Linked DNA regions of Homo sapiens: all the other regions are linked to region 2. Evidence: chromatin loops called from intact Hi-C (ENCODE). Cell type or tissue: endothelial cell of umbilical vein. All regions are shown on one strand. Each heading gives the region's core, and the rest is flanking DNA. Links, peaks and the distances in the headings are about the cores only.

The links. A loop is a pair of places that touch in the nucleus more often than their neighbours do. Peaks named below come from ENCODE experiments on the same cell type or tissue, not always from the same donor. Only the 100,000 strongest peaks of a DNase experiment are listed, where the experiment ranks them.
Region 1: it touches region 2 in a loop (21-fold over the local background); 9 of 110 quality-filtered maps call a loop at or near these places.
Region 3: a loop joins it to region 2, with 3.0 times the contacts of the local background. A loop is called at or near these places in 2 of 110 quality-filtered maps.

The regions. Positions count from the first base shown.
Region 1 is chr13:79,543,506-79,554,601 of GRCh38, forward strand. It overlaps NDFIP2 (Nedd4 family interacting protein 2), which reads left to right. Exons shown (of 8, transcript NM_019080.3): 5 at 53-177; 6 at 4,823-4,889; 7 at 7,512-7,617; 8 at 9,011-11,096. The coding sequence ends at 7,615. Among named protein-coding and RNA genes, the nearest start is that of LINC01068, 18 kb to the right of the region's middle. In endothelial cell of umbilical vein, for the core only: no CTCF peak of the experiment used is centred there; a DNase peak (open chromatin) is centred at 5,656.
Region 2 is chr13:81,012,243-81,023,338 of GRCh38, forward strand. It overlaps LINC00377 (long intergenic non-protein coding RNA 377), which reads left to right and starts at 6,149. Exons shown (of 4, transcript NR_125770.1): 1 at 6,149-6,218; 2 at 8,364-8,564. RefSeq lists enhancers at 4,040-4,541, 4,542-5,041. In endothelial cell of umbilical vein, for the core only: a CTCF peak has its summit at 5,525 (motif pointing left); a DNase peak (open chromatin) is centred at 5,489.
Region 3 is chr13:79,967,535-79,978,630 of GRCh38, forward strand. No RefSeq gene overlaps it. Among named protein-coding and RNA genes, the nearest start is that of LINC01080, 38 kb to the right of the region's middle. In endothelial cell of umbilical vein, for the core only: a CTCF peak has its summit at 6,113 (motif pointing right); no DNase peak of the experiment used is centred there.

The DNA.
Region 1 (11,096 bases), core at 1,054-9,053, 1.5 Mb before region 2:
TAATTTGTTTCCAAATTGTGGTTTATAAAAGAACGGTTTCTGTTGCTTTTAGTGGCATTTATTTTCAACTGGCTTGGATTTTGTTTATCCTTCTGTATCACCAATACCATAGCTGGAAGGTATGGTGCTATCTGCGGATTTGGCCTTTCCTTGATCAAATGGATCCTTATTGTCAGGGTGAGTGTCTTGATAGCCTGTATCTCTTTTATCTCTAAAATGAGATGTATGAAATTTTCTGTGTGGTTCATAAATGGTCACTTTATTTTCATGAATTCAGTTATTTCAAGGCTTATTCTTAAATCCTATACTTAATCATTATAGTGAGCTCTGTGGTATGAACACTTTATAACTTTATCATATGAGAAGTTGTTAATATAGTGGAAAGAACTTTGAAATAATAAAAATTTAAGTTTGAATCTCATCTTTTTTATATGTCTTAACTTTATTTAATTGTTCTGAGCATTAGTTTCTTTATAATAGGCTGATAATAGCTGCCTTGTAGGATTTTTATGAGGTATGGAAATAATGTAATTAAAGTACCTTATCCAGTTACTGCACAAATATATGTGCTCAGTAAATCATGGCTACTATTATTGTGATATAGTGCAGGTATGCCTAAATTAAGTTAAAACATAAAAATTTCTCGTTTAGTCACATTATCATGACCTTAAATATCTTCTCACTGTTTTCTTTTGAAAACATTGAGAGCTCAAAAGTGAAGGCCTGTGAAGTGGTTATCAGAACTCTTTTTTTCCCTCATGCTTCTTCTAACCTTCCTTATTTTCCTGTTGTTCCCTGAAGTCACCCCCTGCCTTCTTATAATTTACAAGATAGTGCGTAGGGAGACAAGTTCCCCATCTTAACAACTTTTCTAGTCTCCAGATAGTTTTCTGTAAAAATTGCATAGGCATTAGTGTTGTTCGCATAATCATCCCCCAGCCTTTTGAAGGCCTCTTTTGACTTCTTTTTACAAATGTTTCTTCCTAGTTTTTTTTTTTTTTAACTGTAAGATCTAGGAGAATGATCAAGAGTGCTTTACTTACTGTTGTAATAAGTCTTTTGAAAAATTACCTACACATTTTAAATGCTGTTATACAATTAATAAATTAAAATACATACATTCTACATTTAAACATTGATTTCTAATTGAATGAGCTAAATCCTCCTAAAATTTTTAGTAGAATCATAGATCAAATATATTAGCTTCTCTTAAATGTTCACTTTAATAATATATATTATGAAGTTGATTTAAAAGTACCCACTATGAAAATATTAATGTTTATGGATGTAATGCATTTCTTCATTATTTTAAAACTTATAGCTTTCCAGGGTTTCAGTAATCCATAGGTTTTGATTATTAATCAGTTAATTCTTGGTTGGGACCTATGGACTGGTTTCTTCTAAGATAGTTAAAATTTGAGCCATCATTAGAACTATCCCCTGACAATTTCTTGTTTTAATTTTATTGCAAAAGATGTACAGTGGGTTCCTAACACAAGTATAAATCTATTAGCTGTTACAGAACATACAAAGATAAAGGCACAGTCCCTTCCCTTATAGAAATTATTATTAAAAAAACCTCAAAGTTGGGCCTAGATAAGTCCAATGTTGATTATGATACTAATAGAATTAAGCACTATTATTCAAATGGGATTTCTCATCTAAATCACAGAACATAGAAAATGATATGAGGACTGTTTTCTCAATTCTCCCTGTTAGTAAATTGCTAGTATCATTCTAGATGTGTAAGAAAGAAGTTAATGCATCTTATACAACTTATGTCCTTAAAGTATTACAGCTTAATTTTCTCATAAGAACCTCAGGTTGAGAAGGGATTAGATTATCTAGTTATCACCTCTAGTTGATGTGATAAGATGGGGAACTTAAATTCAAAGACTAGAGTTTCTTACAGTTTTGTAAGGTAAATACTGTCATCAAGTTTGATCACCAGGACTGTTTAGTTTCCCTTAAAATACTTTTACTGAGTTAGAGTTAATGTTATGCCTTTAGTGTGTACTAAGAAGTGTTATAAGAAAAGGACTTAAAAAAATCTTTTGTATAAAATAACAATAACTGCCATTCATTTAACCCTTAGTGTATGCCAGGCATAATTTGTTACAAGCAACGAATTTTCAAACTTTAACTGTATCTCTGATGCTGGTGATGATCTAGCCATTTTATTGGTGATGAAACTAAGAATAAAAAGAGTCAAATAATTTGCTCAAGGTCCCACAGTTGTTTTTTTTGTGGAGACGGGGTCTCACTCTGTCGCCCAGGCTGGAGTGCAGTGGTGCCATCTTGGCTCACTGCAACCTCCGCCTCCCGGGTTCAAGCAATTCTCCTGCCTCATCCTCCAAGTAGCTGGGACCATGGGCACATGCCTCCACGCCTGGCTAATTTTTTGTATTTTTGTAGAGACAGGGTTTCACCGCGTTGCCCAGGCTGATCTCAAGCTCAGGCAATCTGCCTGCCTTGGCCTCCCAAAGTGCTAGGATTACAGGCGTGAGCCACCGCGCCAGGCCAGTCTCACAGTTTTTAATGTGAATTGACATCTACCTTGGTCTCAATTCATTGCCTATTTTCCTATTTCTGTACTGCCTCTGTTACACTGTACTTTGACTTTTACTATAATGCTCCAAGTAAAACATTCCTCTTAGAGTTTAGTGCTGAGAGAAAAGTTTTCTCCTAAAAACCTGGTGTTCCCTTTCATTAGACAATAAGTAATTTATAAATCATACTGCCGCTGTCCATTTTGTATCTGAGCTGCGATGAACCTCGGATTTTGTGTAAATATCTTTAGCCTAGCCTTCTGATACTACTTCTATCTAAGGTTTTTTATTATGTGGTTAAAAATACATATGTGTTTTATTAAAAACTAACAAAGTACATTTTGAAAGTAGACAGGATGTAAACAATGAAATAGTGATGTTACATTAATATAATAAAATCAGATGAATTCATAATGTTCATTAATTTATTTTCCAAAATTTGATTTCTCTAGCCTGTGACTGGCCAATCAACATGATTGGTTTACTTATATGAAAAAAACAACAGTTGGCTTAGGCTTATGATTTTAGTATTTTAAAACATTTTTGCTAACACAGTAATGAGTCCAAAAGCATTTCTTTATCCTTTTTACATAGCAAATCCTTCTCTTTGACATCAGGGTGAAGGTAATTATATTTTTCACTAGGGAGTAAATAAGAACTAGTTTTATGGTAAACATTTTTGGTGAAGAATGACTGTTCTTGATGTTCAGGTTACCTGTTACTGGGTAACACGCAGAAATTTAAAAAATGTATTGCCTTTGTTCTTTATTCTTTTTTGTTCTTACAGCCTTTAAGACCTATATGAAAATGTTGTATTTCTAACTGTTAATCACTTGACTAAAAAATAGTATAGTACCATCCTGTATAAGCTGTATCTTTTCAATTTCAAGTCCCTCCTTCATTGTACATATATTTTAAAGATGTAGGTGTACATGGGATTTATGTTTTTAGTAGTACTTTGAAATTTTAAATCTCTGAAATTACTATAAATTTTAAAAAATTACTATAAAATTTAAAATATGAAATTACTATAAATACTGAAATTACTATAAATGGTTTATTTATTAATTGGAAATACTTCCTGAGAAAATACTTAAAAGGCTATAAAAAACAGACTTAGATAATCTTTATTTGATATGCTTACTAAATGATAACATTATTTACAATTTGTAAGCATTTTTTATTTTTGCCACAGCCTAGGATTTTTAAGCTTATATAGAAATTACCAACAAATAATTGGAAATCTTTACTTATAAAGTTACAAATACTTTTAGTTAGTATTAGATTTGAGAGCAAGTCTGCATTTAGTGGAATCATTTTTAGTTACATCAGATTCAGTTTGCAGACCAGTGGAAACAGGGTGGGTAAACACAAGCTAATTTTTAACAGTTTTAGAGTAGGTTATATTAAACACTTTTTAAAAAGTAATCATTTGAGGCATTGTTTTAGGTGCTAAAGTTATCTGAAGTAACTGAAGAAAATTAGATTGATTTTTTAAAAAACCTTTTAAAATTAATGAAGTGTGATGTCTAGAGTCTAATCAAGGAAAGGATAACTGTGTCCAATATCATCAAATTCTGCCTTCCATCTGCCTGTTCATATTCCCACACCACGGAGAATATAAAACTGTCTACCATGGCCACTAATAGGAACTGTTGAAATGCCACTTTAAGGTTCATTTAGCTGTTCTCAGCTCTCTGTTGGGAACTGAATGCTAGAGCATCTAGTTTGAAAATAAAAAGACTCTAATGGGGGTCTTTATGCACCTAGTATTTTTGGCAGTGATTAACAGTAGGGGGTGTACAGAAGGTCAAAAGCTCTTCTTTTGGAGGTCAGCAGAACACCCCCATCTGATAAGATTAAACTAATGTGGCTTTTGGTGTTAATATCTGAAGCAGCGGGTTGCTGTAGTGTGTTTGGGATGGTAGTTGTGGTTTTGAGAGATTATGAAAAAAGGACTGACGTGAAATTTCTAATAAGAAAATGTGTGATTCAGACATACAGCATTTACTGTTTCTTGCGGGGAGTTTGAAACTGGTTTTTGTTTCTAAAAATACTCCAATTTTTTTTTTGCTATTGCATAAGATGATTTTTTCTCAAATAATTTATATATGTGTATGCTGTGTATGCCATTAAGTGTTTTTATTTTTCCTTTGTGCCATTTTTAAGTGTTAAAGATTATTTGAAGTAAATCATTATGAAACTGAAGATAATTTATGATTTTCAAATTCAGGTGTATGAATTCGGTTAATATATTTATGTTCACTCCATAGTTTTCTGATTATTTTACTGGATATTTCAATGGACAGTATTGGCTTTGGTGGATATTTCTTGTACTTGGTAAGTTTATTCTTAATGCATTTAGTTTAACTTGGATATTTCCAAAAACTGTAAGATGTAAATAAACTGTGTTGCAATTTATGTGGAAATTATTTTTCTTCTGTAAAATTCTCATATTCAAACACATCATCTCACGTTTTTAAACTATTCTATATAGCACTACAGATTTCTTAGATTTAAAATCCAGAGGCTATCAGTGTAAAGAGTCAGTGGCGGGATGATAATTGAATGCTAAAAAATTTTAAAATAACAACGTGATAAAAAATTGTCTTTAGCATTTATCTCAGAAAACATACACAAATGACTTCTTTTAATGATCTTAGGAAATTTGAGAGTTGGATAGTTTGGTTGTTCTATCTGTTCTCTTATTTTTTGATCATGGAAACATTCTTTATGCTTTTGAAATGTGCCTTGAATTAATCATTAATCAGCCAGGCATAAGGAAAGGCTTTATGCCTAATGATCACAGTGCTTCTGTTGAGTTGTCTTCCTATAAGACGTGTCTTTTTATTAATATTGATGGAATTTTATGGATTTTCAATTTTTGTTCCCTTTTGTTTTTTACCTTCAATGTGAGATAATTAAGTTAATCATTAAATCACATTATATCTTTAATCCACATTTCAGATGTATTTGCTGACATAAGGAATACCTTTTGTTTCTAGTTAAGAGTAAAAGCCCATGTTTCACTCAGAATTTTACCAGAAAATAACAGCATTTCAGTAGGTGGCAGTCTTCTCTCTGAGTTTTTATTTAGTCATACTGTTGGATCTTTAGGATCTTTTGGGAAACAAATTATTGTTAGTCAGATAAGGTCACTTAATTCTTTAATAGCTATATTGAAATTATTTTAGTGTTGTGACTTTGTTGAGATGCATCTGGAGGTGAAGCCAGTTTTATATTATGTGTTCTAACTGCCTGAATGCCGTGTTCTTTATTGAGTTTCTTACCTAAAAGTGAGAAGGTTTATAAAGTCTATTAAGTATTTAAGCATATTAAATGAGTACATTTGTGTGTATATATATATTATTTAGAGATTGGAGGAATCTTAAGGAGGTTAGTGTGGGGCAGAGTAGAATACAGAGGACAATGCCAGTTCCACTTCAGAGCCATAATCTAGTGTTTATTTATTTAGGGGAATGTGAAAATGTAATCAGTGATAAAAATGTTGCTCTCACATATGCTGAAAAGAATGTTGAGCACTTTGTAGAATGCTGAGAAACAGTAGCCACTGAGCGATTGGTTTTTAGGTATGAACTGGGTGGCTTCTTTTAGAAAATGCCTGAGAAGTAAAATGTGTGTTAGAAAACAGCAGCTTTAGAGACAAAGGAAGGGATCCCACAAATAAGTTGGTTTACATTTTTCAATAATATTTTTACATTTGGATAACAGTATTATTATCTTTGAACAGCATCTGGAAGGGCATGAGGGTGGAATTCAGAAGGAGTCCCAAAAGGAGGGAGTTAGGATATGGGAAGCAGATGCGATTGGGTTTAGCTGTAATTTATACCATTTAAGTCATCATTTGTATCTCTCTTCTGTCTTTCCTCTCCAATTTACTACACACATGCTTCTTGTTTTTAGTGATTTGATTACTGTCTTGCAGTTGGGGTACAAATTTAGTTTGAGACTTCATATTTTAAATTCACAAACTCCTTTTCCTCCTGGTGAGGAAAGTCATACACATACAGTAGATATCTTCTGTTTTTGTTTTTGGATCCCCCCCACCCTGTTTTCCTGGTTAAAAATTTGCTGGAGTTAATAAATGTTTCCCTAAGAATCATATGCTTAAGTATTTCAAAGGCTTATACTAGTAATGGTAATGTTTTATACTTATCTAATATTTTTTATGTGAAACTTTAGAGAATTTTACAGGTATTGCTTTTTAAATTATTAAATATATTTGTGGTTGTTATTTTAAAATACTACTTTACAAAGGAGAAAACTGAGGTAGATATAAGATGTATCCCAAATAATCTAAATCATTAGAGTGACTGTCTTCCAAGTTGTCTTTTCTAACTCATCTTAATTTTTTATTATAAGTTAGTTTTTTATTATTACTTCAAAATAAGAACTCATAATTAAAAATATGTACATAATGCACGTATCTTCAAATACAGATTTCACAGATGACAGGCACTTGATATTACTATACAGGCTTATTGTTTTTTTCCTCATAATTGTTAGTAACCTCATGTATATATTTCCTTTTTATCTACTTTATATAAATAAATATGTCTTAGTTCACCCAGTAGTTATATTAATTGAAAAGATTGAGCCCATGGGTTCAATGGGGTTTTTATGAGTTGAATCAGTTTAAGTGCGTCAGGTAACTTTACTATTGAAGAAAATCACTTAAATGTATATTTTTATGTAATTCTGGATTTTTATAGCTAGATTTGCTTTAATTTTGGTACATCTAGGCTTAACAAATTGAAAAATTGTATTTCCTTGTGACAGAGTTTATCCTTATAGTGTAAAATATATTACAGAAATGAATGGAAGTCTGCAAGTAAAATTCCTTAAGCCAAGAGGATCTTGTTTATAATTGTCTACTTTAAATTTATCTTGCCCTTTTCTGTATAAAAACATAGTATATCCATATTATTTCAACCTTCTCAGGCCTGCTCCTTTTCTTCAGAGGATTTGTTAATTATCTAAAAGTCAGAAACATGTCTGAAAGTATGGCAGCTGCTCATAGAACAAGGTATTTCTTCTTATTGTAGAGGTAAGAAATATTAATCTGTGAACTCTGCCTATTCCCTTTATGTATTCAAATTTGCCAGATACATATTAAATGCCTAATGTGTATTCATGATTTTTACTGTTAGCATATTTAATATTTTTTAATACTGCTAACAGTCAGCTTATTGAAATTTGATAAGTCATAGACCTTTTTAGATAACTTTTAGATTTTTAAAATTGAATTTCATAAATTTTAATTTTTAAAATACATAGCGAGTGAACTGAAATTTTGAATCAGACTTTTAAAACTTCTCTTTAAAGATTAACCATAGAATGTATATGAAGTAACCACCAGCACAAAATTTGAAGGCTTGAAAAAACAAAATATGACATAGTACTTAGACCGAAGGAATGAGCATTTTTGTCTAAAACAATATGAAATTCACATAGACATCTGGTGGAGAAAAAAATCTGATTGAAAAACAATTTGTCTTGCAGTCCTTTTAACAGTCTGGATTAAGGAATAAAAGTCATGTGAAGAAAATAGTTCTGTTATTGTTTTCTTAATGTGTGCTGATTTTTTATCAACTATGAAGGCTACAACTTGAATAAGTAGGAATATGAAGAAATGAGTAGAAGTTGTCTTACTGGTTATCCAGTGAATTTCTGGAGGTCGTGGGTATAGTAATAGTATTTATTTATTGTTCAGCGGGAGTATCTTCACATAAAGTAACCTCATACTCCCTATTCTACTTTTTAAAGCAAGTACCATGTACTTTATACCTATAAATAAGGTAAACTTATAAAGCATTTGAACTCTATTACCAAAATGTCTACTAGTACTTAACTTCTGAATGCAGGACTATAAGGAACAAAGTGTTTCAAGTTTATTAAGTATTCTTTTTTCAAATAAATAAACTGCATGCTTTGTGATTTGGTTGCTTACATTTTATCATTTATATAAGTTATACATAAGCTTATATAATTTACTTATTTCTGCTAGAGTACTATGAATACATTTGTATTTCTAGATCATGTTAAAGTATCATTTTAAGTGTTCTACTAAAGTCTCCCCCAACCACTCCCAAAGAAGTCGCTTTTTTATTTTAACAAGCAAAATATCTTTGCAGACACTGGCATTAAGAATTTGTCAGTATTAATAATAAGATTAAAAGGCAAAGTAATTTTGCTGTTTTACTAATTTGTGTGATTGTCTTCTATGCATTTTGAAGAGTCTAAAATACAATGCAAATATTTTCTAGATGAAAATCTGCTATAGAAGCCTTACACTTTAGAATGTATTCTGATATGTAGACTTTAATGAAGAGAATATTATATACTTAATATAATTCTTCTATAAAATGTGTTGTATTATACTATGATTTAGATAAAGACAACTTAATACATTTTAAGACTAATTCCTTCTTTGTCTCCAGACTGCATCAACCCGACATTCCTTTCTTATACCAATGTGAAATTTCCAGATCATCTGTAAACCTACAACTTTAATAGAAGACTACTAATAACAGAAGACAAATTAGTGAAGAAAAGACGGAGTTTCGAAATTGAATGGCAGGGTGGTTTTTGCTTACAAGCCATTTCTGTTCATTCTTTAAGTATCTATATTTCATTTGTTTTGCACATATGCATATGTGCCCATTTAAGATATTTGCATATACTTGATAGAAACCATAAAGTTGTAGCAGTTAAGTCCAGTCACATTTGGTTAATCAGTGTTTGATATAATTGAAAGAGTTGAGTGGATAAACAGTCTTCCAGCTTGTAAATGCCATTGACTTCTGACCTGACATTTAGTATAATAAAAATGAAATTCTTAACCATGTCAAATGATTTAGTTTCTGGCTCTTAGACTCATCTGGCAGTTCTACACATGAAACATCTTTTGTTATATAAGGTGTATTGAAACCTGCAGTGCTGATTATTAGAAAGGATTTGTCAGATTTTTGAACATGATATTTACATTATTATTTAGGAAAACTCTTCCTGTAAATAACCATGCATAACTTACTTTCTGCAATGTTTTCTTAGAAATTGTGTCCAGATAGCTTTCACTAATTTTAAATTAAGTGAACTAAATATATATGTGTATATGTATACACATATATATACACACACACATATATATATTTAGAAACGTGAGTGTTAAAGATAGAATTTGTTTTAGGACAAATTTTAAGAAAATGTGGGAATACCAAATGTCCTTTATAAGAAAAATAAATTTTATTTTAAGGGACATACTAGTTTTAGGGATTTTCAGATGGGAAGCTGCATTTTTAGGATTGCCCATCTTAAGAGATCTTGCAGGAAGAGATTGTATTAGATATTATATTTATTTCATTTAAGATAATTTTCAAAGTTAATTTTCTAAATAAGATAATTCTCATTTGTGTTTGTCTTTTAAAAGGCCAATAAAATATCTTTCAGTATCATTGTAATAATTTTTTAGAGTTTAATTTGTAAAGCTTAGCAAATAAAATCTTGTACTATGAATAGCTTCTTGCTTTATGACTTTAGGATTAACTTGTAAAAAACATATCCTGAACTGAGATATGCAAAATACTCATTTTCAAGTTATGGAAATGTGTTTGTGGCATATAGGACTGTGGGGTCTGTGTGTGTAGTGAGAGTGTGTAGCCACTATTATAACTGGAATTTAATTTACATTCATAAACTACTATATTTCCCATCTTGCAAATCATTTTATGTCTCATCTGTTTTTCCTTTCGGTTATATCTTTGGTTTTGAATACCAACATTTAAAATGATGGTATTTTATCTTTTAAACTTAAAAATTATTTAATACAGCTATATGGACCTTATAAAATTGATTTCTTATTTATTATTAGACATTACTACTAAAAGGTACATCTAACTATTCAGGGACATTTTTCCATTTCCAAAAAATAAAATTTATTATGCTTTATAACCTCTTCTGTATTTTCTAATTTTTTCATTGTCTTTGATAAATAAAACAGTTTTGTTTTGCTAATATAGCCTATTTTTTGTTTTGTCTCATTCAGTTTACTTTCCTGCGTAGAATTTTTATTGTTATATTAAAATTTTTATTGTTGTATTAAAGTACCTGTGTTACACCCCTTGAAGTAAGACAGTAGCATGGGGTAAAGAAAAAATATTTAGTTTAGTTGCCTAATTTGGAAGTTAATTAAAATTAAACTGTACTAATAACATATTCAAACTCATGCTGGATCTCTTTCATATTAATTTCTTATAGACCTGTACTTTATTCTTTCAATAATTTTTAAATGAAATTAAGCTTTGCTACATGGTAATTAAATAATTACTAGGAAGCTTAGCTATCAAACATCGACTTACTAAAATTTCATTTTAGCTTTTATGGTATATGTGCTTGTTTTCTGAATATGGATACATGTTACTTTTGATCCAGCATCAAAACTTCACTTTTTGTTTTGACTTTTCCCCCCAAATCTGTAAGGTTCAAGTATACATATTACTGAATCCTCTATAATTGGCATAATTCAAT
Region 2 (11,096 bases), core at 2,003-10,002:
CTAGTAGCCAACACAGCTGGGATTATGCCGAGTCTCACGTGAAGCCTACATGTCTTGGAGTCTCACCCAAAGCCCACAGCATATGACATGAGTATCATTGCTGATTATTCAGAGCTCAAAGGCTCTTTAGTCAGTAGGTGATGGGTCCTGCCAGGTCTAGATTCCTTCCTGCAGGCAGTGGGTTCCGTTATGGTCAGGATGTGTCTAGAAATATTATCCAGGAACTAGGGCCTGGAAAGGGGGCCTCATGGCTCTGACCAATTTCTCTGGCTACTACTTCCAGTGCTATACTGAATAGGAGTGCTGTTGGATTCAGTTTGCTAGTATTTTGTTGAGTATTTTTTCATCTTTGGTCATCAAGGATATTGGACAGTTGTTGTCTTTTTTTACTGTGTCTTTGCTAGGTTTTAGTGTCAGGGTGATGCTAGCTTTTTAGATAACTTAGGAAACAGTCCATCTTCAAATTTTTTGGAATAGTTGTAGCGGAATTGGTACCAGCTCTTCTTTGCATGTCTGATAGAATTTGGCTGTGAATCCATCTGGTACAGGGCTTTTGTTGATTTATTTTTTTAAAATACTGCTTCAATTTTAGAACTTGATATTGGTCTATTAGGGTTTCAATTTCTTTCTTGTTCAATCTTGGGAGGTTGTGTGTTTCTGGGAATTTATTTTCTCTATATTTTCTAGTCTTTGTGCATATAGGTGTTCATAATAGTCTCAGCATATTTTGTATTTCTGTGAGATAGGTTGTAATGCCACCTTTGTTGTTTCTGATTTTGCTTATTTTAAACTTTTCTCTTTTGTGTTTATCTAGTTATTAGTCTATTGATCTTGTTTATTCTTTCAAAGAACCAACCTTTGGTTTCACTGACCTTTGTATTAAATTTTGGGTCTCAATTTCATTCAGTTCTGCTCTGATTTTAGTGATTTTTTTCTGCTACCTTTGGGGTTACATTGTTCTGTTTTTTTCTAGTTCCTGTAGGTGTGACTTTAGATCATTAATTTGAGATCTTTCTAACATTTTAAGGTTGGTGATTTACACTTTAATCTTTCCTCTTAACACTGCTTTTGCTACGGCCCATAGATGTTGGTATGTTGTTTCTCTATTTATTTCAAATAATTTAATTTCTGCCTTATTTTGTCGTTCACCTAAAAGTCATTCGGGAGAAAGTTGTTTAATTTCCATGTAATTGTGTGATTTTTGAGATTTGTGATTTTTGGTATTGGTTTCTATGCTTATTCCACTCTGGTACAAGAGTATGGATGGCATGGATTTCATTTTTTTTTTTTTTTGTGGAAATTATTGAGGCTTGCTTTATGGGAAACTATGTGTTTGATCTTGGAGTATATTTTGTGTGCAGATGAGAATTTATATTCTGTGTCTGATAGGTGAAGTATTCTGTAGAAGTCTATTAGGTTCTGTTAGCCAAATGTTGAATATAAGTCCAAAATTTATTTGTTAATTTCTGCCTTGAAGATCTCTTTAACACTGTCAGTGGGGCACTGAAGTCCCTCGCCATTATTGTGTAGTTATGTATGTCTTGTTGTGGGTTTAGAAGTAATTACTTTATAAATCTGGGTGCTCCAATGTTGGACATGTATATATTTAGAATAGATAAGCCATCTTGTTAATTGAACACTTCATTATTACGTAATGCTATTCTTTATCCTTTTTTATTATTGGATTAAGGTCTGTTTTGTATGATATAGTCATAGTGACACCTGCTCATTTTTGTTTTCTTTTTCTTTTTTCTTTGAGATAGAGTTTCACTCTTGTTGCCCAGGCTGGAGTGCAATAGCATGGTCTCAGCTCACTGTAACCTCCACCTCCTGGGTTCAAGTAATTTTCCTGTGTCGGACTCCCAAGTAGCTGGGATTACAGGTGCCTGCCACACCCAACCAATTTTGTGTTTTTAGTAGAGATGGGGTGTCACCATGTTAGTCAGGTTGGTCTCAAACTCCTGACCTCAGGGGATCCACCCTCCTTGGCCTCCCAAACTGCTGGGATTACAGACGTGAGCCACCGCACCCTGCCTTGTTTTCTTTTTATGTGGTAGATTTTTTTCTCACTGTTTACATCAACCCATGTGATACAGGTCTTTTGAAAATAGAAGATGGATGGGTCTTGTATTTGTATCCATCCTGCCACTCTGTGCCTTTTAAATGGAGGCATTTAGACTGTTTAAATTCAAGGTTAATATTGATATGTGAAGTTTTAATCCTATCATGAAGTTGTTAGCTGGTTCCTCTGTAGTTTCTACTGTGTCATTGCTTCATAGGGTCTGTGGGCTATGTTTTTTAGTATGGTTTTGTGATAGCAGGTTTCATTCTTTTATTTTGACATTTAGAACTCCCTTAAGGATCTATTGTAAGGCTTTTTTATTGGTAACTAATTCCCTTAGCCCTTGCTTGTTGGGAAAAGCAACAAAGCAAATAATCAAATTTCTCTTTTGATTATGAAGTTTAGTTTGGTAGGATATAAAAATTCTTGGATGAAATTTTTCTTAAAGAATGGTAAAAATAGACCCCTAATCCTTCCTGGATTGTAAGATATCTACTGATAAATCCACTGTTAGCCTGTTGGGCTTCCCTTTATACATGATCTAACCTTTTTCCCCTGGCTGCCTTTAAGAATTTTTCTTTAACATTGACTTTGGAGAGTCTGATGACTATATACCTTTGGTGATGTTTGTTTTCTACACTATCTTGCAGTTATTCTCTGGATTTCTTGCATCTAGATACCAACCTCCCTAGGAAGAGTAGGAAATTTTTTTTTGAATTATTTGTTCACATTATTTGTTTGTCTCCTTCTCTTTTGGCAATACCAAATAATTTTTAGGTTTGCTTACTTTGAATTATCCCAAATTTCTCAAAGACTTTGTATATTTCTAAAAATTGTTTTAAAAATTTTTGTCTGATTATATTTGTTAAAAAGACTGGTCTTCAAGCTCTTAAATTATTTCTTTTTCTTGGCCTGACTGTATTAGTTAGAAAGACTTGTCTTCAAGCACTTAAATTGTTTCTTTTTCTTGGTCCAGTCTAAATTGCTAAAGCTCTCAATTGTATTTTGAAATTCCTTAAGTGAGTTTTTCAATTCCAGATGCTCAGATTTATTTCCTTTTAGAATGTTTATCTGTTTCATCATTTACTAGATTGCTTTAGAAGTTTCATCATGTTGATTTTCTTTGTGTTGTCTTGGATCTTTTTGAGCTTCCTTGCAATCCATGCTTCAAATTTTTATCTATAATTTCTCAGTTTCCATTTTGATTACATTGCTGGAGAGCTCTTTCCATCCTTTGGTGTGTCATTACATTTAGATTTTTCATGGTGCCCAAATTCTTGTGCTGTTTCCTTCTCATCTGGGGACATTAACATTTACAATTTTGTAATTATTTTCATACAGGTGAATATTTTATTTTTGTTTTATTCCCTATATATTTTTTTTCTTTTCCTTTCCCTCTTCACTATAGGGTGTGACTCTTGAGAGTACTGAGCAGGGTCTTTTGGCTTTGTTTCTATAGCCCTATGCACGTCTGTCACTAGGTTTTATACTGGGCTGTGCAGTTTGACCTACAAGCCAGTAGATGGTACTTACAGGTAACAGCCAGCTGCAGCCAATGTGGCTGAGTATATACTTGATCTTGTTACTGAGATAATCTCTCTGTTTCCTCAGGAAATGGGCTGATTCATGAAGTACACAGTGGTCTTAGCTCCCTGCTTAGTCTTGGGGGACTGGGGCCAAGATAGGCAGGGCTGGCCTAGGCAGGTTCACCTACAGGTCCCCCAATTGCCAGCATAAGCACCAAAACTGAGGAAGAATTCAGTGGGTGGCCACCAAGCACCCACAAATATGTCTAAATGTGGATTTAGGAAGCCTTTCTGGCCCCAGGTTCTCTGCATTGGGATGGTGGCTGGTCTAAACTCCTAATTTTAGAACAGTGGGTGCTCCAGATGCCTGGAGATCTCCCTGTATATCAAGCATGGAGTCCCCTCCATGCACCAGGATTTCTGCACAGGAAGTGTGGGGTAGCTCAGGCCACTATTTGAGGCAAACAGGTGCTCTAGATGCCTAGAGATGGGCCTGGGTTGGAGTAGAGAGGGCTTCTATGCAAGAAGATTTCTGCATAGGAAGAGTAGGGTGAGAGAGACTGCCAATCCCAGTGAGCAGATGTTCTGAATGCCTGGATCTCTGCCTGGGCTTAGAGCAGAAAGAACCTCACTGCACCATGATGTAAGCCCAGGAAGAATGGGGTATATGAGACTGATGAACCAGTTGAATGATTACTCCAAATACCTGGAGATCTGCCTGGGCATGAAGCAGAAAGTTCCTCCCTGCACCATGATCTATGTCTAGGAAGAGTGGAGAAGGTAAGGCTGTCATCCAGGCAAGCAAGTGCTCTAGATGGCTGGAGGTATGCCTGGACATGGAACAGAGAGAATCCCACTCACCACGATCTACATCTAGGAAGGGTGGGGCGAGTTGGGCTGCTAATACAGCTGAGTGGTTGCTTCAAATGCCTGGAGATCTGTCTAAGCATGGAGCAGAGAGGGCCCCACTATACCTTGATTTATGTCCAGGAAGAGTGGGGCACCTCAGGCTGATGGTCTAGGCAAATGATGCTCCAAATGCCTGAATTTCAGCCTGAGGTTAGAGCAGAGAGGATCTTGATGCACCACTATTTCAGGGGAGCAGGCTGGTAAACCCAGTAATAGCACATGCAGACCAGGTCAGCACAAGCTGACCCTGGTGGCAAGTCTTGCCCAGGCAAAATTGCAGCTGTAGCAGCTCCCTTTTGCCCTAGGTTTCTGATGTGGGAAAGCACAATTCAAAGACATGTTTCATGTTATTTTATCTGTTCTTATAATACTATATTTTATTCTATATTGAATAAGAATGAAAATAGTAAATAATGACTCAATGTAGTATCAATTAAATATTGTAATTAAAATGCTTACACAAGTGATTGACAAAAACAGACACTAAATAAATATTGGCAATTGTTATTTGGTGGGTCCTCACTGAATTTTCAACTTTTGTTCTTTCCTCTAGGTCAGTCTTGTTTGCATTTTGTTTCAAACTGGGTTAACCTAGCAGTAGTGTGCTATTCATTTGAGAACGTAGAAAATAGGAATACACATTCAGTACGAATAATTCCTAATCCTAAACACAGAAATGTAAGATAAATTATACTACATAAACACCACAAGTCATGCCAAACACAGACTTATTTTTGTTCACTGTCGTGACACTAGGGAGACATCTGACTCTTTAGCTCTGTGACACTGACATTTCCGGCTTAGAATTCATTTCCGTTAAAAATCATCTTAATATCATTTAAAATAATATGCTGTGACTTTTGGGATCTGCAAAATTATTACCGGTTAAATATAAAAGCAAGTCCATAAAAATACAAAATAAAATGAATATTGTTTTTACCTGGCAATCCTTTGTGTCTCCACGGCATGTAATTTAGAAGAGGAGGACATGTTCTAACAGAAGGAAAGGGTGCCCTCTAGTGTTTTAGTTAAAAGTGAACAATTAGCTAACATACCTCTCAAACTTATATTTATTAGATTCTCAACTGAAAATAGTCTCTAGAGTAAAGATTAGACTAAAAAAAAATAAAGCTACTAGTAGTATAAGGTGTTAGGAAAACATATGGTATTTATGATGCATTCTTCTTGAGCTTAAACATAGAAAAGTGTAGAATGAAAGATTAAGTCAATCTATCATGTTCTCCTTTTCCATCACCTAATAAATTACAGTTACTCTATCTGTGGAGTTTGCCTCAAGCTTGGAATTGCTAAACATTTATGATAATATTGCAGCTGTCATTGTCCAAAAATACATAGATATGAACATTTTTGTCACAAAATGTTGACTGTATACATTTCCTTCAAACTGATTTTTTCAATATTTTTAGTAATAATTTTAGCCAGATTAGATTAAAACACAATATAAATTACTTTTTATATATTTAAAATACTTCACTAAATATTTTATGCATTTCTATGTCCTATTTTATTAGAATTAATAATAATATAATGTATTGTCAATTTTCTCCCTAAATTGAATATATTTCTCTACAGTTTTCTCAAGAGGGATTTGCAGAGACAGGATGCTATGAAATTACCTCTCCCATGCCCTCCACAGTACTAAGACTGAGGTACCTGTCTACATCAAAAGATGAGTACTACAATGCAGATGACTTAGCCAGGTGATTCTTTACCTTTACACCATCTCCTATTATAAGCTGAATTGTCCCCTTCCCCAAATTCATATATTGAGTTTCTAACATTCAGCTCCTCATTTAAAGACAAGATTTTTTAAAAGGTGATTAAAGTAAAATGAGGTCACTGATGTGGGCCTAATCCAATAGGACTGATATTCTTAGAAGAAAAAAGATTAAGACACAGACAGAAGAAAGACCATGTAAAGGCACAAGGAGAAGACAGCCATTTACAAGCCAAGAAGAGAGGTCTCTGAAAAACCAACCCTGCTGGCACCTTGCTCTTGGACTTCTGGCCTCCAGATTTATGAGGAAGTAAATTTCTGTTGTTCAAGCAACCTGAATTGGTTTACTTTCAAATGGCAGCCCCAACAAACTGATAGGTCCGCAGAGTTCTTTTTCTTTCCACGATGTAAACATTTTAAATTCATTTTTTTCAGAAAGCATTACTTCCACCTCAATTTTGAGTTCCAGTAAACAAAACTTAAACATCAAATGGTGATAAACAGTATAAACTTGCATCTAATACATGATAAACAAATATTAGCAATAACTTTTATTAGCTGGGCCAATGGCTTGCTCTTTCTCCGTCATTAAAGTGTCCCCAGTATATCCTCTTTTCTCCTGTTTTCTTCAAAGCCAGACAAATTGGCTCCACTTTCCAGCAAAACAGTGGGTCCATCTGTCAGTAGAGTACAAAAAGAACAGAAAATTCCGTACCTCTAACTATATTAATCCATAGCTACATGCAATTTGCACAATCTCAGTGTGCACATATAATAACTCATATCTTACTTTCACTTATATCTATAAATCATGGTGTCAGGGGAAGCAGACACGAGTAAACCAAAACAGATAAAGATATGTACTCACACATAAATTAAAATTCAAAAATAACTTTTTGATTAAATAGTTCATAATTTGGAAACCTCTTTACTCAGTTTTGATTGTAAAACATAGGGATATCTCAAATAAATTGAGATCTCTATCATTCTCCTATTCATTTGTCATATTTTCAAAACAAAATTATTGAACACCTAATCTCTGCTTCACATTAGTAAATAAAAATAGATAAGTCAAGGAATTAGCATTGGGTTGGTCTTAGAGAAAAGCAAAAGAAGTGTAGTACTTGGTCAGGTAACTCTCTGATGTAAAATGTATTTTCCCCCTGTGTGTTTATCTCTCTCTCTGTATGTGTATTTCCCTAACTAGTTGTAGCCATAACATTAGGTAACATGTATAAAATGCTTAGGAAAGCTCCTGGCACAAATTAAGTATTTAATAAACCAAGATAGTTAACTAATTAGCCTATTTAAATTCCAGTTTCTACATCCATGAAAAGAAGAAAAATATATTTATTTGATGCGGATGTTGTCGGGATTGAATGAGATAATGCATGTAGCCCAAATTTTACATATACAGTTTAATTAATATTAACCCCACCCCCTAAAAAACTGCATATGATATGAACACAGGATGATTTCCACAAATTATGTTAACATCAACTGAAAAATTATTCATTTAATTCTCTTATGCAGTTGATAAACTCTGAAGTCTCAAATATACTTTGAATATAAACAACACTGATTTATCAAGCTTTCTGATTATCCTATGGGATGAGATCCATATCTAATCCTTTAGAAAAGTGAAACTTTGAAAAAGTGTCTAGTTAGTGGTGAAACGGTATTTTGACAAGACAAATTATTTCTTTTTTTGAGGTAAATTTTAATGCTGAATCAGTAGATTTATTGCACTGATTTTTTATTAGTAAAATTATTACATTCAAACTCATGCACAGAGTATTTTACTGAATGACATTCTGTAGTAAGACCTGTTATGAATATTGCCGAGAGACACAGAGTATAATTCCTACTTGAAACTTAAATTATAAAACTCTCAAGGATCTTCTCAAATAACATTGAATAAATCCATGCTGTGTCATTGGAAGGGAAATACTTCCAAAGTATGTTACACTGATTGTCACTGTTAAACATTTTTTTATTTGTGTGTATGTGTAACGGTTGCTTTAAAACTAATTTCAGAATAAATGAAAACCAATACAAAGAATGCTAATCACGAACTTACTTTTACCTTAAAAGTTTTCACAGTTTTTTTTCTCTTTTTTTTTTCAAGTTGGCTGACTAGGGATGTTGGATGCCAGGTCTCCTCAGAAAGATCAAAGTTACAGGTGAATGCCCATGATTTAAATGGAAATCTGAGGGAATGAAGCAAGGACCTGTTGGAGCACCCATGGGAAGAACCTGGGGCACAAAAGAGGAAAGCAGCAAGAGACTGACAGAGATTGTCTCCCTAGAAACCTGGACCACGAAAAGGGTAAGTCATGGCTTCTCTTGTCTCCTCACCTGTGTGACAATCTGATGTTCTCCGAAGTGTTGGGGAGCCCCTCTGCCCTCACAATCCAGACAAGGATGTCAGTGGTGATTTGGGACCTTGCTAAGGACAATAAATTGGGTGGTCAGTTCATGCAGGTATGCCCATAATCCCCTCAGACCCAAATTGAAATGGTAGGTGCCACACTGGTTTTACATGCACTGTTCTCCCCAGGGGACTTCAGCCCTTAGGTCGCCACATCACCAGATACCCCACAAATATAGCCCATGACCTGCTTGGTCTTTGGCAACCATATGGTACCAGCAGATCCTTGAGGAGCTGTGGGTTCCTTAAAGATCTAGCCCTCAGTGTGGGCTGCCCTTAGGTAAGAGGGGAGCACAGCCCTCCAACCTGCCCTTGGGACAAAGGAAACATGGACATGGAGTCAATTGATGAAGGGGGTGGCATTGACTGCTAGAAATAGAAATGAGAAAGAGGTTATCTCCTGTTGCCCCCATCCACTGTTGCAGACACAACAGAGCGAAGGATAGGACCCATCTCCTGCTCTTTACATAAGGCAGTAGCATTCTGTCAATAAAGGGCAGACAAATCACAGAGCTGTCTGTCTGCTCTGGACCCAGGACTTAGCCCCGAACCCTGTTTTGTAGTAGCCACCAGAAGGGCATTTCTTTGGTTCTTGGCTACAGAAAGGAGGCAGAAGTTAATGATTATATGAACTAAAGGTCACAAACCCTGCAACGGGGCCCTGATATGAAAGCAGAGCATGTTCCTCCTTGCCCAGGATAAGTAGCTAGTGCAACACCTCAACCCTGACCCCGAGATCTCAGCATACCCCAACATGCTGATTCCCTCCTTCTCTTATTAGGGTAGTTCCTCCCCTCAATTATCAGGGTCCTGGAGAGTGGGTGGCTCTTACTCTTAAGTGAAACTTACTGCGTGGAATACTGAACTGTACCACCAAATAAAAAGCTGCTGTCTGAAGGGCCCAGTGCTAGTGAATGAGATAAGTTTTATGAGACCTGTGTACTCTCAGCCCTGTGGAAGATAGTGTATCAGCTCATATGTCCAATACATCACTACAGCGAGCAGCATGTGAGAAAACCACAACAGAGAGGGTATCCACAACCAAGAAACCTATATAGAGACTTGGCCCCCTGAAAGCACCCAAAAATGAAGCCAAATAATCATATGCAATACACATCACAGTCATATCCTCAAGGGAAAAAAGAATAAGACATAAAAATTCCATTCAAATGATAGCAAATTACACAAAAAATAAAAGCAACTGCTGCTTCAGATGAGAAGGAATCAGTGTGAAGACACTAGCAGAACAAAAAACCTGAGTGTTGACATCTCTGAAGGAAGACACTAATTCTTCAACAAAGGATCCTAACCAAAATGAAAATTCTAAAATGACAGATACAGAATCCAATAGGAAGCACAATGAGATTCAAGAAAAAATTGAAAATCAAAGCAAAGAAACCGGAAAAATGATTCAGGATATAAAAGAAGAGATTGCTATATTTAATTGAAAAACAAGTAGAAATTCTGGAATTGGAAAATTTACTAAAGAAATTTCAAAATATAGTTGGAAGCTTTACTAAGACTAGACCAAGCAGAAGAAAAATTTTCAGACCTTGAAGATCTGTTTTTTGAATTAACCTAGTCAGACAAAAATAAAGAAAAAAATTGTTTTTAAATAAATAAAACTTTAGAGAAATATGGGATTACCTAAGTTGACCAAAGCTTATAAAGCATTCTTGAGAGAGAAGAAAAAGTAAGCAAATTGAAAAAATGTGTATTTGAGAGAATAATTCAGGAAAATTTCCCTAGTCTTCCCAGAGAGGTAGACACCCAGATACAAGAAATTTAGAGAACACCTGTAAGATAATGTACAAGAAAAACTTCACCAAGACATATGGTCATCAGACTATCAAAGTCAACACTAAAAAAAAAAAAAAATTCTTAAAGGCAGTTAGATAAAAGGGTCAAATCACCTATAAAGGTACACCCATCAAACTAACAGTGGATTTCTCAGCAGAAACCTTACATGCCAGAAGAGATTGTGAGCCTACTTTTAGCCTCCTTAAAGAAAAATAATTCCAGCCAAAATTTTATATCCTGCCAAACTATGCTTAATAAATAAATGAGTAATCAAGTCATTCCCACACAAGGAAATGCTAAGGGCAATTGTCACAACGAGACTGGTCCTACAAAAAATGCTCAGAGTAGTTCTAAATATGGAAGTGAAAAGATGATACTTGCTACAATAAAAGCACTCATAAATACAAAGTACACATACCCTATAAAGCAAATACACTATTGAGACTACAAAGCAACTACCTAAAAACACTATGACAGGAACAAAACCTCACATGTCAATATTAACTTTGAATGTAAATGGCCTAAATGCTCCACTTAAAAGATGTAGATTGGCAAATTGGATAAAAATAAAAACCCAACCATCTGCTGCCCTCAAAGGACCCTTAATGAATAATGACACCCACAGGCTCA
Region 3 (11,096 bases), core at 1,931-9,930, 1.0 Mb before region 2:
AGGCAGAAAAATGTGAAAAGGCTAGACTGGCTTAGCCTCCCAGCCTACATCTTTCTCCCTTGCTGGATGCTGCCTGCCCTTGAACATCTGACTCCAAGTTCTTCAGCTTTTTGAGACTTGACTGGCTTCTTTGCTCGTCAGCTTGCAGATGGCCTATTGTGGGACTTTGTGATTGTGTGAGTTAATACTACTTAATAAACTTCCCTTTATATACATATCTATCCTATCAGTTCTGTCCCTCTAGAGAATCCTAATACAGTTTTTATAGCTTGATCCAGCCCCCAGCTGGGGAGACCCTGTTTTGGGAACCAGCCCCCGTGTTCACCTTAGTTGTTACAAGTATTAACATTCCCTTGCTAAATCCTTCTTGACTGTGGTCATTGGGTTGATGTCTGCCAAGCTACCAAACCCACCTATTGGGTGCAGAACAAAATGTCAACTATTACGACAGTTTGGCATAAAAAATAATGATCTAAACAATGAGAGACAGCTCCCTGTTAATAGTCTTGGGGCTTCTTTAAAGATAGCAGAGTTTCTCAGCACCTGGAGAATTGTGCTCTGGTTTGCTTCCTTCTGTTCAAGACTATTGTCCTTGCATGAAGAGCTGTGTATTGCTTTTTCTAACCATTTGGCTTATGCCATGCCTGTTTTCATCTAGTCCTGACATGTAGGTTGGGCAAATTGATGCTTATAGATTTGAAGATACATATCTAATCCAAGGCTGATATGCATTTAATGTTGTTTAATATAAACATAAAAGAGTTGAGAATTTTAAGGCAATATCAACTTTTCCAAGAAGAAAATTGATCAGTTAGTTCTCCAGTATTCCAATTTTACTCTATTTTCAGGTAATGTAACATTTCAGATCCAGTCTCACTGTGTTTTGATTTTTAGTTTTTTTGGGACAGGGTCTCTCTGTGTCATCCAGGCTGGAGTGCAGTGTCATGATCGTGGCTCACTGCAGCCTCAATTTCCTGAGCTCAAGTGATCCTCCCACCATAGCCTCCTGAGTAGCTGGGACCACAGGCATGCATCACCATGCCTGCCTAATTTTTTAACTTTGGTTTTGTAGAGATGGGTGTCTCCTTATATTTTATTTTAAATTTTATTATAGATTCAGGGAGTACGTGTGCAGGTTTGTAACATGGATATATTGCATAATGCTGGAGTTTGCGCTTCTACTGAACCCCAAATAGTAAATATAGTAGCCAATAGATTGTTTTTCAACCCTCACCCACTCCCTTATACTCCTCTTTTGGAATCATCAGTGTCTATTATTTCTATCTTTAAGTCCATTGTGTCCCATTGTTTAACTCTTACTTATAAGTGAGAACACACGATATTTGAATATCAGTTTCTGAGTTATTTCACTAATGGGCTTCCAGTTCCCTTCATGCTGCTGCAAAAGACATGATTTCATTCCTTTTTATAGCTGTGTAGTATTCCATGGTGTATATATACCATATTTTCTTCATCCAATAATCCACTGATGTGTGCTTAGGTTGATTCCATGACTTTGTTATTGTGAATAGTGCTGTGATAAACATATGAATGCAGGTGTCTTTTTTATATAATGATTTATTTTCCTTTGGGTAGATACCCAGTAGTGGGATTCGCAGGTCAAATGATAGTTCTATTTTTAGTTCTTTGAGAAATCCCCATACTCTTTTCCACAGGGCTTAGCCTAATCTACATTCCAGCGTGTAAGCGTTTCCTTTCCTCCACATCCTAGCTGACACCTGTTATGTTTTGACTTTTTAATAACACCCATTCTAACTGGCATGAGATGGTACTTTCTTGTGGTTTTAATTTGCATTTTTCTGATGATTAGTGATGTTGAGCATTTTTTAATATGTTTCTTGGCTGTTTGTATGTCTTCTTTTGAGAAGTGTCTGTTTATGTCCTTTGCCTACTTTTTAAAAAAACTTTTATTTTAAGTTCAGGGGTACATGTGCTGGATGTACAGATTTGTTACATAGGTAAATGTGTCATAGAGGTTTGTTGTACAGATTATTTCATCATCCAGGTATTAAGCCTAGTATCTGTTATTTTTCTTGATCCTCTCCCTCCTCCCACCCTCCGCCCTCCAGTAGGCCCCAGTGTGTGTTGTTTCCATCTAAGTGTCCATGTGTTCTCATTATTTAGCTCCCACTTGTAAGTGAGAACATGCAATATTTGGTTTTCTCTTCCTGCATTAGTTTGCTAAGGATAATGACCTCCAGCTCCATTCAAGGACATGAAGTCTTTTTTTTATTGCTGCATAGTATTCTATGGTGTATATTTACCACAATTTCTTTATCCATCTATCATTGATGGGCATTTAGGTTTATTCCATGTCTTTGCTATTGTGAATAGTGCTACAGTGAACATACATGTGCATGTGTCTTTATAAGAAAACAATTTATATTTCTTTGTCTATACCCAGTAATGGGATTGTTGGGTCTAATGGTATTTCTGTCTGTAGGTTTGAGGAATTGCTACACCGTCTTTCACAATGGTTGGACTAATTTACACTCCCACCAACAGTGTAAAAGCATTCATTTTTCTCCACAACCTCACCAGCTTCTGTTATTTTTTGACTTTTTAATAATAGACATTCTGACTGGTGTGAGATAGTATATCATTGTGGTTTTGATTTGCATTTCTCCAATGATCAGTGATGTTGAGCTTTTCTCATATGATTCTTGCTTTGCCTACTTTTTAATGGGTTTATTTGACTTTGGCTTTGTATTAGTTTTCACACTGCTATAGTGACATACCGAAGACTGGGTAATTTATAAAGAAAAGAATTTTAATTGACTCACAGTTCTGCAGGGGTGGGAAGGCCTCAGGAAACTTGCAATCATGGCAGAAGGGGAAGAGACATATCTTACATGGTGGCAGGTGCGAGAGAGAGAGGCAAGCAAAAGAGGAAGAGCCCTTTATAAAACCATCAAATCTTGTGAGAACTCATTCACTATCATGAGACAGCATGGGGGAAACGACCCCCATGATTTAATTACCTCCACCTGGTTTCTCCCTAGCCACATGGGAATTATGGAGATTATAATTCAAGATGAGATTTGGATGGGGACACAAAGCCTAACCCTGTAATAAAACTCAGTTGATTGTGATGAATCATCTTTTTAATGTGCTGCTGGGTTTTTGTTTCTAGTATTTTGCTGAGGATTTTTGCATCTATGTTTATCAGGAATATTTTGCTGTAGTTTTCTCTTTATGGCCTTGCCAGATTTTGGTATCAGGATGATAACGTTTTCATGGAATGAGTTATGGAGGAATCTGTTCTCAATTTTTTGAAATTGTTGCAGTAAGATTGGTACTCGCTATTCTTTTTATGTCTGGTAGAATTTGGCTATGAATCCTTCTAGGCCTGGGCTTTTTTTTTTTGGTTGGTTGATTTTTTTTATTACTGATTCAATTTCTTAACTCACTATAGGTCTGTTCTGGATTTCAATTTCTTCCTGGTTCAGTCTTCAGTGGTTGTATCTTTCCAGGAATTCATTCGTTTACTCTATGTTTTCTAGTTTGTGCTCATAGAGATGTTCATAGTAGTCCCTAAGGATCTTTTGTATTTCTGTGGAATGAGTTTTAATGACACCTTTATCATTTCTGGTTCTGCTTGTTTGAATGTTGGTTTTTCAGTTCCTTTAGATGCAATATTAAGTTGTTAATTTAATATCTTTCTATATTGTAGATGTAGGCATCTAGTGCTGTAATCTCCTCTTAGCTACTTTTGCTGTATTCCAGAGGTTTTGGTATGTTGTGTCTCTGTTTCCATTGGTTTTTAAAAAATGTTGATTTCTGCCATAATTTTTGTTTACTCAAACGTTATTCAGGAGCAAACTGTTTAATTTCCATGTACTTGTGTGGTTTTGAGAGTTCCTCTTGGTGTTGATTTCTAATTTTATTCTACTGTGGTCTGAGACGATGCTTGATATGATTTCAATGTTTTGACATTATTAAGACTTGCTTTCTGACCAAGCATATGGTCTATTTTAGAGAATGTTCCATGCACAGCTGAGAAATATGTATAGTCTGCATTGGTAGGTGGAATGTTCCATAGGTGTCTATTATGTCCATTTGGTCAAGAGTACAATTTATGTCCTCAGTTTATTAGTTTTCTGCCTTAATGATCCGTCTAGTGCTGTCAGTAGGGTGTTGAAGTCCTCAACTATTATTGTATGCTTATCTCTTTTTTTAAAGTCTAGTAGTATTTGTTTTATAAATCTGGGTGCTCTGATGTTGGGTGCATACTCAGGATATTCCTGAGTTATTCACTCAGATATGTTTTCTATATTTGGATAGTTAAATCTTCTTGTTGAATTGAATCTTTTATAATTGTATAATGCCATTTTTTTGTATTTTTTTTCCACTGGTTTTGGTTTAAAGTCTGTTTTATCCGATAAAAGAATAGCAATCCCTGCTCTTTTTTTTTGTTTTCAATATGCATGATAGATCTTCCTCCATCCCTTTGCTTTGATCTTGTAGGTATTATTATATATGAAATGGGTCTTTTAAAGGAAGTAGATAATTGGATCATTTTTAAAAATCCATTTTGTCAATCTATGTCTTTTAAGCGAAGTATTTAGGTCATTATATTCAAGGTTAATATTGATATGTGAAGTCATAGTGTTGTCAGCTAGTTGCTTTGTAGTCTCAATTGTGTAATTGCTTTATAGGATCTGTAAACTTTGTACTTATGTGTGCTTTTATGGTTGGTAAGTATTGTCCTTTTGGTGTTATTTAGAGCTCCTTTGAGCATTTCTTGTGGAACTGGTCTGGTAGTGATAAATTCCCTTGGCAGTTGCTTGCCTGGGAAAGACTTTATTTCTCCTTCATTTATGAAGCTTAGTTTGGCAGGATATAAAATTCTTGGCTAATTTTCTTTTTGTTTAAGACGGCTAAAAATAGGCCTCCAATCTCTTCTGGCTTGTAAGGTCTCTGCTTAAAAGTTTGCTGTTAGTGGGATGAGATTTCTTTTGTAGGTAATCTGGCCCTTTTCTCTAGTTATCTTTAAGATTTTTTCTTCAGCATTGACCTTGGATAATCTCATTACTTTTTGCCTTGGGGATGGTCATTTTGTATAGTGTCTTGCAGGTGTTCTCTGAATTTCTTGTATCTGGATGTTGAACTCTCTAGCAAGAATAGGGAAATTTTCCTGAATTATTCCTTCAAATATGTTTTCCAAGTTGCTTATTTTTTCTTCTCTTTCAAGAATGCCAGTAAGTCATAGGTTTGGTCATTTTACATAATCTCATATTTCTCAAAAGCTTTGTTCATTTCTTAAAATTATTTTTTCTTTATTTTTGTCTGACTGGGTTAATTTGAAAGGTTGGTCTTCAAGCTCTGAAATTCTTTCTTCTGCTTGATCTAGTCTATTGTTTCAGCTTCCAATTATATTTTGAAGTTCTTTAGTGAATATTTTTCAATTTCAAAGTTCTATTTGCTTTTTTTAAAATATAGCTATCTTGTGTTTCATATCCAGAATCATTTTTTTCTGGTTTCTTTGTTTCTATTTTCAACTTTCTCTTGGATTTTGTTGAGTTTCTTTGTCATCTACATTTTGAATTCTTTATCAAAATGTAGATTTCAGTTTATTTCAGACTTTTCATTTTGGTTAGGACACATTGCTAGAGAGCTAGTGCAATCCTTTGGAGCTGTCAAGACAACTTGTCTTTTTGTATTGCTGAAGTTCAAGCACTGATTCCCTTTCATCTAAGGGAGCTGTTATTTCTTATTTTTGAATTTGCTATTCTTTGAATGGGACTTTTAAAATTTTTATTCTTTTTTCCCTTGAGAATATGACTGTGTTGTATGTTACGTATGATTGGTTTAATTTCTGGGTGCTTTCATGGGGTCAAAGCTCTGTATGGGTTCCTTGGTTGTGGATAGCTTCTATGTGGTGGCTTTCTCAGATGTTGCTTGTTGTAGTGATGTATTGGACATAAGAGCCAACATGCTGTCTCGTGCATGGCTGAGGATGTGGAGGTCTCAGAAAGCTTATCTCATCCACTAAGCACTAAGCCCTTCTGGCAGATTTTTTTTTTTTTTATTTAGTGGTGCAGTTTAGCCTCCAGTCCAGTAGGTGGTGCTTAAGAGTAAGAGCCAACTCAGGAAAACTAATAATGAGTGGAAGTTCCCACCCCGATGGGAGTGGTCAGAGGAGACTGTGTTGGAGTGCACTGAGGTCTCTGGGGATGGTGCAGGGAGGGGCGCACCAGTTCCTATCCTGAGCCCACAGGAACACAATCTGTTTCCTTTTCACACCTTTGTCACAGGGCTCATGACCTTCAGCTCATTTAGACTTTGAACATTTGGTTCCATGCCATAGTGTGGCTGCAGGCCTTGTATACACCCCTCCGGTGGCCACCACCAAAATGGGCCCCAGGCAGAGCCTCTTCATCCAGTCCTCGGTGGACAACTCTGTGGCTTGTCTGCTCTTTGTTGCTAGGATGTTGCTGCTCTGTGTTTCTGTGTAGGGAGGTAGTTGACCCCTGCTCTTCCTGCAAGCCCAAGTAGTGCAGGCTCACTTTTAACAGGGGTGAAGCTATTGACAAAAGCACAAAAAGTGCATTCTCCAAATACACATTCACCTGCCCCCAGGAGAGAGAACCTCTATTGCTTTGGCAACAGTGAGGGGAGGCAGTGAGGAGATGACAATTTTCCATGTCTATTCCTGGCATCTGGTGCTGCCCTTTTCAGTGAATGGCATGATTAGCACTGCATCCATATTTTTTTTTTGTCCCAAGGGGAGCTTTGGTGAGCTGCACACCCCTCTCACTTAGGGGTGACCCCCATTGAGGGTAAGATCTCCAGGTGTCCTGTACCTCCCAGTGACCTGCTGGTCCCCTGTATTTTGCCACAGTCAGAGAAGGCTGTGGGGTAGGTTTGTGAGGGATCTGGTGGTGCAGTGACTCAGGAGAAGAGATTGCCTGGGCAGGGCAGTGGCCTACCAGTATGGTGCCTGACTTCTCCTTTCTGGCCTTAGGGGAGTGCAGTTATGCTTGTGTGAGGTGACCACCTGGTTCTGTGTCCCTGGGAAGTTCTTAAGTTGCTGCCAACAGTGTTATCCAGGGTTATCAGGGCAGGGGGTTACCCTAACAGTTTAGGAGTCAACAGGTGGTTGTAGGGGTGAAGGGAGCAGAGACACACTGCGACCTACCCTTTCTGTGGGGCTTCGAGTTCCTCAGGGGGTTATTCTCTGCCAGATTCTTTCTGCTTTTCTTTTCTGCACCCCAGCTTCTTTCCATCAGGACTCCAACAGGTTCCGGCTCTCTTCCCTTAGTTTTCCGTTCAAGCCATGTCCATTCACCAGTAGCTGTGGTCTTCTTTTTGAGGAGAAGTGACATCTTATGCTCCTAGGCTAGTCAGCCATCTGAAAAAAGAAGCCCCAAGGACTCTTCCAAGATGGCCGAATAGGAACAGCTCCGGTCTGCAGCTCTCAGTGAGATTGATGCAGAAGAAGGGTGATTTCTGCATTTCCAACTGAGTTACCTGGTTCATCTCACTGGGACTGGTTGGACAGTGGGTGCAGCCCACAGAGGGCAAGCCAAAGCAGGGCTGGGCATCACCTGACCCAGGAAGCACAAGGGTCAGGGGATTTCCCTTTTCTAGCCAAGGGAAGCCATGAGAGACTATACTGGGAGGAAGGGTACACACCTACCCAAATACTGCACTTTTCCCACAGTCTTCACAACTGGCAGACCAGGAGATTCCCTCCAGTGCCTGGCTTGGCAGGTCCCATGCCCACGGAGCCCAGCAAGCTAAGATCCATTAGCTTGTAATTCTCGCTGCTAGTACAGCAATCTGAGATCCACCTGGAATGCTGGAGCTTGGTGGGGGGAGGGGTGTCCACCATTGCTGAGGCTTGAGTAGGCAGTTTTATACTCACAGTGTAAACAAAGCTGCTGGGAAGCTCAAACTGGGTGGTGCCCACGGCAGCTCAGCAAGGCCAACTGTCTCTCTCGATTCCACCTCTGTGGGCAGGGCATATCTGAACAAAAGGCAACAGCCCAGTCAGGGACTTATAGATAAAACCCTCATCTCCCTGGGTCAGAGCACCTGGGGGAAGGGGCGACTGTGGGCACAACTTCTAGACTTAAACATCCCTGCCTCACAGCTCTGAAGGGAGCAGTGGTTCTCACAGCATGGTGTTTGAGCTCTGATAATGGACAGGATGCCTCCTCAAATGGGTCCCTGACCCCCGTGTTGCCTCCCAGTAGGGGCCGACAGAAACCTCATACAGGAGAGCTCTGGGTGGCATCTGGCAGCTGCCCCTCTGGGACGAAGCTTCCAGAGGAAGGATCAGGCAGCAATACTTACTTTTCTGCAGTCTCTGCTGGAGATACTCAGTCAAACATTATCTGGAATGGACCTCCAGCAAACTCCAACAGACCTGCAGCTGAGGGGCCCGACTGTTAGAACAAAAACTAACAAACAGGAATAGCATCAACATCAACAAAAAGGACATTCATGCCAAAACTCCATTCATAGGTCACCAACATCAAAGACCAAAGGTAGAAAAAAACTACAAAGATGGGGAGAAACCAGAGCAGAAAGGCTGAAAATTCCAAAAACCAGAATGTACCTTCTCTTCCAAAGGATCACAACTCCTCACCAGCAAGGGAACAAAACAGGATGGAGAATGAGTTTGACTAGCTGACAGAAGTAGGCTTCAGAAGGTGTGTAATAACAAACTTCTCCAAGCTAAAAGAGCATATTCTAACCCACTGCAAGGAAACTAAAAACGTTGAAAAAAGGTTAGATGAATGGCTAACCAGTGTAGAGAAGAACATAAATGACCTGATGAAGCTGAAAAACACAGCACAAGAATTTCATGAAAAATACACAAGCTTTAATAGCCAATTTGATCAAGCAGAAGAAAGGATATCAGTGATTAAAGATCAAATTGATGAAATAAAGCAAGAAGACAAGATTAGAGAAAAAAAGAGTGAAAAGAAATGAACAAAGCCTCCAAGAAATATGGGACTATGTGGAAAGACCAAATCTATATTTGATTGGTGTACCTGAAAGTGGTGGGGAGAATGGAACCAAGTTAGAAACCACTTTAAAATATTATGTAGGAGAACTACCCCAACCTAGCAAGCAGGCCAACATTCAAATTCAGGAAATACAGAGAGCACCATAAAGATATTCCTCAAGAAGAGCAACCCAAGACACATAATAGTCAGATTCACCAAGGTTGAAATGAAGGAAAAAATGTTAAGGGCAGCCAGATAAAGGTTGGGTTACCCACAAAAGGAAGCCCATCAGACTAATAGCAGATCTCTCAGCAGAAACCCTACAAGCCAGAAGAGAGTGGGGACCAATATTCAACATTCTGAAAGAAAAGAATTTTCAACCAAGAATTTCATATCCAGCCAAACTAAGCTTCGTAAGTGAAGGAGAAATAAAATCCTTTACAGACAAGCAAATGCTGAGAGATTTTGTCACCACCAGCCCTGCTTTACAGGAGCTCCTGAAGGAAGCACTAAACATGGAAAGAAACGACCGGTACTAGCCAGTGCAAAAACATGCCAAATTGTAAAGACCATCGATGCTATGAAGAAACCGCATCAATTAATGGGCAAAATAACCAGCTAACATCATAATGACAGGATCAGATTCACACATAACAATATTAACCTTAAATGCAAATGGGCTAAATGCCCCAATTAAAAGGAACAGACTGGCAAATTGGTTAAAGAGTCAAGACACATAGTGTGCTGTATTCAGCACATTCCAATCAGTGTGCTATATTCAGGAGAAGTGTCTCATGTGTAAAGACACACATAGGCTCAAAATATTAACCTTAAATGTAAATGGGCTAAATGACCCAATTAAAACACACAGACTGGCAAATTGGATAAAGAGTCAAGACCCATCAGTGTGCCGTATTCAGCACATTCCAATCAGTGTGCTGTGTTCAGGAGGCGCATCTCAAGTGCAAAGACACACATAGGCTCAAAATAAAGAGATGGAGGAAGATCTAACAAGCAAATGGAAAATTAAAAAAAAGGCAGCAGTTGCAATCCTAGTCTCTGATAAAACAGACTTTAAACCAACAAAGATCAAAAGAGACAAAGAAGGCCATTAAATAATCTTAAAAGGGATCAATTCAGCAAGAAGAGCTAACTATCCTAAATATATATTCACCCAATACAGAAGCACCCAAATTCATAAAGCAAGTTCTTACAGACCTACAAAGAGACTTAGACTCCCACACAATAATAATTGGAGACTTTAACACCCCACTGTAAATATTAGACAGATCAACAAGACAGAAAATTAACAAAGATATCCAGGACTTGAACTCAGCTCTGGACCAAGTGGACCTAATAGACATCTACAGAGCTCTCCAGCCCAAATCAACAGAATAGACATTCTTCTCAGTACCACATTGCACTTACTCTAAAATTGCCCACATAATTGGAAGTAAAACACTCCTCAGCAAATGTAAAAGAACAGGAATCACAACAAATTGTCTCTCAGACCACAGTGCAATCAAATTAGAACTCAGGATTAAGAAACTCACTCAAAACCAAACAACTATATGGAAACTGAACAACCTGTTCCTAAATGACTACTGTGTAAATGACAAAATTAAGGCAGAAATAAAGATATTCATTGAAACCAATGAGGATAAAGACACAACATACCAGAATCTCTGGGACACATTTAAAGCAGTGTGTAGAGGAAAAGTTATAGCACTAAATTCCCACAAGAGAAAGCAGGAAAGATCTAAATTCAACACCCTAACATCACAATTAAAAGAACTAGAGAAGCAAGAGCAAACAAATTCCAAAGCCAGCAGAAGACAAGAAATAACTAAGATCAGAGCAGAACTGAAGGAGATAGAGACATGAAAAAACTTTCAAAAAATCAATGAATCCAGGAGCTGGTTTTTTTTTTTGAAAGATCAACAAAATAGACCACTAGCAAGGCTAACAAAGAAGAAAAGAGAGAAGAATCAAACAGACGCAATAAAAAATGATAAAGGGGATATCACCATTGATCCCACATAAATACAAACTACCATCAGAGAATACTATAAACACCTCTATGCAAATAAACTAGAAAATCTCGAAGAAATGGAT